Linked DNA regions of Homo sapiens: regions 1 and 3 are each linked to region 2. A link is an interaction called in ENCODE POLR2A ChIA-PET data of the cell type or tissue named here. Cell type or tissue: OCI-LY7. All regions are shown on one strand.

What was found. Peaks named below come from ENCODE experiments on the same cell type or tissue, not always from the same donor. Only the 100,000 strongest peaks of a DNase experiment are listed, where the experiment ranks them.
Region 1: POLR2A ChIA-PET joins it to region 2 with 5 read pairs; 2 of 35 experiments call an interaction of 5 or more read pairs at or near these places.
Region 3: POLR2A ChIA-PET joins it to region 2 with 5 read pairs; 2 of 35 experiments call an interaction of 5 or more read pairs at or near these places.

The regions. Positions count from the first base shown.
Region 1 is chr6:136,487,550-136,490,049 of GRCh38, reverse strand. The region is part of intron 1 of MAP7 (microtubule associated protein 7); the gene reads left to right. Among named protein-coding and RNA genes, the nearest start is that of MAP7, 62 kb to the left of the region's middle. In OCI-LY7, no CTCF peak of the experiment used is centred here; no DNase peak of the experiment used is centred here.
Region 2 is chr6:136,716,156-136,718,655 of GRCh38, reverse strand. The region is part of intron 2 of MAP3K5 (mitogen-activated protein kinase kinase kinase 5); the gene reads left to right. Among named protein-coding and RNA genes, the nearest start is that of MAP3K5-AS2, 67 kb to the left of the region's middle. In OCI-LY7, no CTCF peak of the experiment used is centred here; DNase peaks (open chromatin) are centred at 1,185 and 2,035; H3K4me3 peaks cover 1,923 bases; H3K27ac peaks cover 2,500 bases.
Region 3 is chr6:136,592,721-136,595,220 of GRCh38, reverse strand. The region is part of intron 21 of MAP3K5 (mitogen-activated protein kinase kinase kinase 5); the gene reads left to right. Among named protein-coding and RNA genes, the nearest start is that of MAP3K5-AS1, 35 kb to the left of the region's middle. RefSeq lists an enhancer at 573-732. In OCI-LY7, no CTCF peak of the experiment used is centred here; a DNase peak (open chromatin) is centred at 1,180.

The DNA.
Region 1 (2,500 bases), 230 kb after region 2:
AAGGATTTTTTACTTTTTACAAACTCACAGGCTATCTTGTGCCAGCTTATATATATATCTGGAAGAGGAATTGTATATATTTGGCTGACTTCAGTTCACAAGTGTCTTATGAATCTCTGTGGCAAATTGATATATCCATCCATGGTAGAAGGCAGGAGACTGCCATGGGGATTTGTCTCCAGGATCATCAAGGTCCTCAGTATAAGAAACCTGATGTTACAGGCCAGGTGCGGTGACTCACGCCTGTAATCCCAGCACTTTAGGAGGCCAAGGTGGGTGGATCACCTGGGGTCAGGAGTTCAAGACCAGCCCGGCCAACATGGTGAAACCCTGTCTCTACTGAAAATTATAAAAATTAGCTGGATGTGGTGGCACGTGCCTGTAGTCCCAGCTACTCAGGAGGCTGAGACACAAGACTCACTTGAACCCAGGAAGCAAAGGTTGCAGTGAGCTCAGATTGCGCCACTGCACTCCAGCCTGGGTGACAGAGCGAGAGTCTGCCAAAAAAAAAAAAAAAAAAAAAGAAACCTGATGTTACAGAGCATTGTAATGAGGTAAGAATTTCCTAGAGTATATTGTTGCCAAATAAACTAAATAAATAGTATGAAGAGGTAAGACAAAGTTACAGGCCTAGGCAAGAATGGAAAAGAAAAAAAGGAATCATTAATGTTCGGGATAAAAGGACAGATATTAATCGAGTATTTGCTGGTTAATAGCAAAAGAAACATACTTTTTTTTCTAGCTGAGGATTTTCATGAGTTGTTTTTCAGGATACAAGCGAATTTATACAATTCCTTACCTGTCAGTACAACATGCATTGGTTCCCCTTCCCCCCAACAGATGGCAAGGTGAATTATGAAATCTCATAAAAAAAAAATACAACTAGTCTACTCTTGGAAGGTAGAGATATGTCCTTATTTGAAATGGTTTGCGGTGTTTTTCAAGGAGATGAGCACCTACTGATCTCTTTCTGTGCCTATTAAAACCAGAAATCGGAGCTGGATGTGGTGGGCACCTCTGTAGTCTCAGCTGCTTGGGAGGATTGCTTGAGCTCAGGAATTTGAGGCCAGCCTAGGCAACATAGTAAAACCACTGTCCCTAAAAAACACATTTTTAAAATAATAAACATCAGAAATTGGTAAAAACATTGCAAAAAAGAGGGATGGTGAGGGTAAGCATTGTCTGTTTGGGGATTGAGATTATGCCTAAAATTTTAAGATTCCTAACGATGACTTGCATGTGTTTCCTATTATGTGCTATTAGTTATTTCTCATTGCATCTAAGAACTTTATTAAGAAGTACCTAGCGGCCAGGCATGGTGGCTCATGCCTGTAATCCCAGCATTTTGGGATACCAAGGCAGGCAGATCACGAGATCAAGAGATCAAGACCATCCTGGCCAACATGGTGAAACCCCATCTCTACTAAAAATACAAAAATTAGCTGGGCGTGGTGGCGGGTGCCTGTAGTCCCAGCTACTCGGGAGGCTGAGGCAGGAGAATCGCTTAAACCCAGGAGGCGGAGGTTGCAGTGAGCCAAGATCGCACCACCACTCTCCAGCCTGGCAACAGAGCAAGACTCCGTCTCAAAAAAAAAAAAAAAAAAAGTACCTAGCATGGCACATAGCAAGAATCAATATTTTGTTGCTTTACTGGAGGAGACACTATTATTTTTTCTTTTATAAACAAAAGTAGAATTTTGTGTGATAAGTTTTTTCTTGGAGCATATTGTCTTCATAAAATAAACATGGAAAACATATTGTTTTCTTCTCCTACAGTTGATACCCAAAAAAAGCTTTGTGAAATAATGCCAAGATAGTGTCACTACTACCATAAAACTTTAAAAAGTGAATAAAAATGTGAGAGAAGTTAACACTTAGCATATGGTTTTTCCCAAAACTGGAAAAGCTTGTACAAGAATATTATCTAGAAACTACTTAAAACTTTAAAAAGTGACTTTGAAAAGAAAATCGTCATAGAAATTTGCCTTTTGTAAGATGTTACAATTAGCTAAATATGAACATAATGTGAAAGTAAATAAAGCATAAGCCGCCCTTTCGCAATAATACTGTCCTTTTGAAATTTTTTGAGAGGCCCTTTTCCCAGAATAAGTATGACTCTTAACAGAGGACTTTCCGCTCTGTATATTAGCGTATGAAGTGCGTGTCCATGTTAATGGTCCAACTTCAAGCATCTTTTGTGCCATCATTAACAACTGGAACACAGAAAATTGTGAACAGAAATCGCCTCTAGACATCTCTCAGTTGTTAACTGCCTAAATATTGTGAATGTAACATGCATTTTTCTGATGAGAAAAGAAATACAATTTTTTTTTTTTTCCTGGAGATCAAGTCATGCTCTGTCTCCCAGGTGGGAGCTCAGTCGCACGCTCATAGCTCATTGCAGCCTCGAACTCCTGGGCTTAAGCAATCCTCCCTGCTCAGCCTCTTGAATATCTGGGACTACAAGCACACACCACCATGCCTGGCTAATTTTTTTTTT
Region 2 (2,500 bases):
TCTAGGAGTGTTATTGGCATTTGATTGAAGTAGTTCCTTAAAAAGGCTAATGATGTCTAAACTGTGCTCATTTATCTTGTACATATTATCTGCTTCTTATTGAGTATTCACTATGTGCTAGGTACCAAGTGCTTTATCTGCATACATTTTCAAATTCTTAAAGGAGAGGCTGGGTGTGGTAATCCCAGCACTTTGCGGAGCTGAGGCAGTTGGATCACTTGAGGCCAGGAGTTCAAGACCAGCCTGGCCAACGTGGTGAAACCTTGTCTCTACTAAATACAAAAATTAGCCAGGTGTGGCAGCACATGCCTGTAATCCCAGCTACTTGGGAGGCATGAGAATCTCTTGAACCCAGGAGGCAGAGGTTGCAGTAAGCTGAGATCACACCACTGCACTCCAGCCTGGGCGACACAGCAAGACCCTGTCTCAAAAAAATCACAAAACAAAGAATAATAATAATAATAATTCTTAAAAGAGCTCTGTAAGATGTATTTTCTATTAGCATTTTTTTAGTATCACAAACCGAAGCTCAAAGAAATTCAATCATTTGCCTAAGGTGATATAGCTAGGAAAATTTGGGATTACGACTGCCTGACTCCAAAGCCTGTTGCCCTTGACTGCTAAGCATTATTGTTAGTTACTTCTAGTTAAAATTATATCATATATTCCTGCTGAGTGTGTTCATTTAGAAAAGCCTATCAGCTATGCCTCCTGAGTTTTCCTAGGTAACATCCTTCTTTTTTTCTTTTCCCTTCTCCTTTCTATTAACTTAAACTTTTGCTGTTTTCTTATTTAGACTATTCCTAGCCTGGTAGGTCATGTGTCTGGTTGCAGAGGACAGAAATATCTGGGATAGGAAGCATATTTGGCAGTCTAGCAATTTCCTCTGAGTCCTGAAAGTTCCTCAGGTCCTATGCTACCGAAAAGAGTTGGTGTGTGTGTGTATTTTTAGTTTTATTCATTTCTGGTCAATTAGTTAAAGATGTAACCCTTATTCCTGCCATTGACCAACAGATAGGAAAACTGCCATGAAAGAAGCAGAACAAGAGATATTTAAAATAATATATCATGTAAGGATTAGCCAAGTGAAATAAAAACAAAGCATTTCTCTGTTTTCACAGGGCAAAGACAGTTTTAGAATGCTATTCTTGTCATATGTTTAGTTTCACTTAGGTTGATTCTTTGGCCATCTAGAAAGTACAGCTGCACAAGTTTTATTTTAATCTGCTGCTCTTTGTTGAAGACTGCAGTTTCTCTTTGGTGGCAAATTCTCAGGAAGAAATCGTAGAAAAAAATTTTTTTTTGTTTTAATTTAAGCTCCTGGAAAAGTAATGGGAGCTATGAAAGTACTTTAAAAATCTATGTCTGAAGTATCATTTGAAAGGATATTTAGAATCTAGTCATAGCATTTAATTGTAATAAGATTTATATCCATTGTTTTAAATCACAAGTACTATTTTGTTGTACTAAGAATGAAAAATTTTAGTATTTTTTTCAAGAGAAGATGATCATTACACTTTGAGAGAAGGAAGTTGATTTTTTCTTTTTTTTTTTGCTTTTTTAGTGCAATGGAGCAATCTCAGCTCACTGCAACCTCCGCCTCCAGAGTAGCTGGGATTATAGGCACGTGCCACCATGCCTGGCTAATTTTTATATTTTTAGTAGAGATGGGGTTTCACCATGTTGGCCAGGCTGGTCTTGAACTCCTGACCTCAAGTAATCTGCCCACCTCGGCCCCCCAAAGTGCTGGGATCACAGGCGTGAGCCACTGTGCCTGGCCAATTCTTTTTATTTTCTTTAGCATTGTAACAACACTTTTATTTTTTACAATTTTCTTTAAGTCTCATGAGAATTTCTCTCGTGCCTACTAATGTTTATTGAGAGAATATCTGTGCCAATATTTACATTGGTTTAAAATAAGAAATGCTAGTAACAATTATTTTCTGATTTATTTCATGCATTATGAAATGATCATACTTCCACTTGGGGTCTCTCAGTAAGTGGTGAGTAAGTCTGGACACTCCTGGTCAATGAGCTGTGGTGCAGATGCATTAAACACCTCTGATGACTTAGGAGAAATGAACCTGTTTTGTGTAGAGTGAGGAAGTTGTTTTAATGAACCATCTCTTATCACTAGAAATTCCTTTATAACACCAGCTCTCAGCTTATCTTCTTGTGATCCTTTCCTCCACTCCCTTCCTCAGCTCCTCTATGTTCTGGGCCACTCCCCACTCACTTTAAACAATGCTACTTTTAAAGGAAGCAAAACAACAGGATGAAACATGACTGCACGTGCCAGATAGTTGAGAATTAAAAGCTCTTATACTACAGATGGCCAGATTGTGGAGAGTGGGAAACCTACACACTGCTGGTGGGAGAGATACTACCTTCTGAAGCGCAATTTGGGAATATTTAATAATATCAAATGAGCATATCACCAAGACTTAGTCATTCCAACCCTAAATGTATACTGTAAAAAAAGTCTCTTGCATGCATAAGG
Region 3 (2,500 bases), 120 kb after region 2:
ACTTGAACCTAGGAGGCGGAGGTTGTAGTGAGCCAAGATCATGCCACTGCACTCCAGCCTGAGCAAAATAGTGTGACTCTGTCTCAAAAATAAAATAAAATCAAACCGAGGAGGGAATCAGGGCTCTGCACATAGAACATGCAGAATATCTGTAAGTCCCTTTATTTCCTTAACGAGCCATAGTGACAGGCACTCGGTTCCATCCTTAAGCATATACAGTTTTACCTCATTAGGCCTCCTTTTAGGCAGTCGGTAGTCACAGCAACGTTAAAATTCACAGGCGTGACACAAGTCCTCTCATTACTGGATAATCAAACCACATGATATGACCAAAAAGCCAAAATACAGGATAATTCAAGTCCTTACTCCTTCTCTTCTTTAGATACACATACATTTACCACACACACACACACACACAAACACGGAAACACACGATAGGAATCCCTCATCTTGTACTCTTCTAGTCTAGTCTGTACTAGTCTCTTTACTCCCAAGAAACAACAATTTTGTCTTTGAAATATGAATGATGCACACCTCCGTTTCTGAGTGTGGCATGCATCTCATAAAAATGGGCTGGTGAAGAAACTCACCAAGTCTGAAGGATCAGCAGTGAGTTCCACTGCAGGGCTTGTATCCCTTCTTGTAAAGAGATCAGCTACTCAGTCAAGCCAAGAGCTCTTCTTCAGCTGTATTCTTCCATCAGTAACATTTAACTTTAGGGACTTGACATCTCATAGCAGTGAAACTCTTTCTCCCAAGCAGCTATTTTTTTCTGTTCTAAAGTCCGTTCCCCCCAAATAGCGAGATGTTGACTCTAAAGTGAAACAAGGCACACTATAGACCTTGACCTTCCCCAGGAATGACTCAAAAGCAGTTTGGTGTTTGGGCCCCCCTTCAAACCTTTCTTCTCTCAGACAACCTTACTATTACCAGCAAGGAAGAGGTCACCCATTTCCTTTCTGCTGTAGCAGCACTGCCCAAAATATGGTCCGTGAAATGCTAGGCCCATGAGCTGCTCCAGAATATGTGGAAACAATACATGCCAGGCATTTCCCCTGCCATATATCATTTGCATACTGGTACTTAATTGGTCAATTCAGCAACTCTTTGTGGCTTCCTCTTGCTTCCTGCCTTCTAGTGATTCAGCTACAGAACTATTTAAATAACAGCAGATAAGTCAACCAATTCATCCTGGGGAGACTTTCCAGTTACTGACCAGTAAGGTGGTTTCCCCCGAGGTCAGCTGTTCCTGAAAGCTGTATGTACTTCCGTCTTTCTCGCTACAGCTGAAACCAATGTCATGAGTCCCCTATCCTTGAGATCAGGGCAGTTGATTCAGTTCAGCCCAAGAGGAATTAAGTAAGAAGGAGATTCCAGGCAACAGTGGATTTCCTTTTCTATAATTTTATACCTTCATTCTTTATTAAAATGCTTTTGTAGCATTAGGATGTGTGTTTGATAAAGATGTTTCTGGCAAAAACCACTTTCTTTTTTTTTTTTTTTTTTGCATATCTGTCCATAGGATAGATCATGGACAGTATTTTATTGTGATTCAGATACCCGTTTCTCTCATTAGGAGTGAGGCTGAGAAGTTTTATATACATTTGGGAGCTTTTTGTGTTTTTCTTTCTGTGAACTGTTCAGGCATACATATACAGAGACTGACTAGCTGTCCTCCAGACCTGTTTCCTTTTCCTTCTGGGGTTTCCCAGCCTCCTGGCAAGTAACTGTGGCTGGTGGACTGAGGCTTGGGCAATGGATGGTGGGCCCGAGTGGCAACTCACCCAAGCATGATTCATAAAAACTTCCTATGAGATCCTCCTACTCTTTCTTCCCCATCTGCTGGAAAGATGTTGACACCCAGAGCAACCTATGAAGCTTTCTTTAAAACCAATGTTTGAGGAAATATAGGCAACTCCACTGTCTTATTCTCCATCCAAATAAAGAAGCAGCTCATGTCTACTAGAGAATCATAGTATCTGAGAACCAGGACAGACCTAAGAGATCATCTAGTCCATCTGTTTCCAAAATTTGTTTTCAGTGATGAATCCTTTTTTATATGAATCCTTAAGCAGAACTGTGATATATGACAGTCAGCATATTTTCTCTGGTTTCAGGTATAACAGGATTGGAACCTGTGGTCTAGACCTACAGCATCCCACTCACTCATCCCAACCAAGGCAGCCCCAAGATGCTAATGGAGACACTTAAGCCCCTGAAGAACAGGCTTAAAGATTATCAATCTGACCCTGAATTTGATAAATATGAAAACTGAGACCCATAAATAGAAATAATTAGTAGTCAGTAAAAATGAGGGGATCAGACCCTCAGTAGACCCACTGAACTTGGGCTTCCTTGACTGTTTTGGTACCCCAGAGATATCCCTCCCAGGGCCTGGGAGGCCCTTTCCTGGCTACCCTGCTGTATGGGTTATGCTGAGCAAGGGAGGCAGTCATAACACATGACCGTTCCCTTACATAGCATAATTATGCTGCTCATT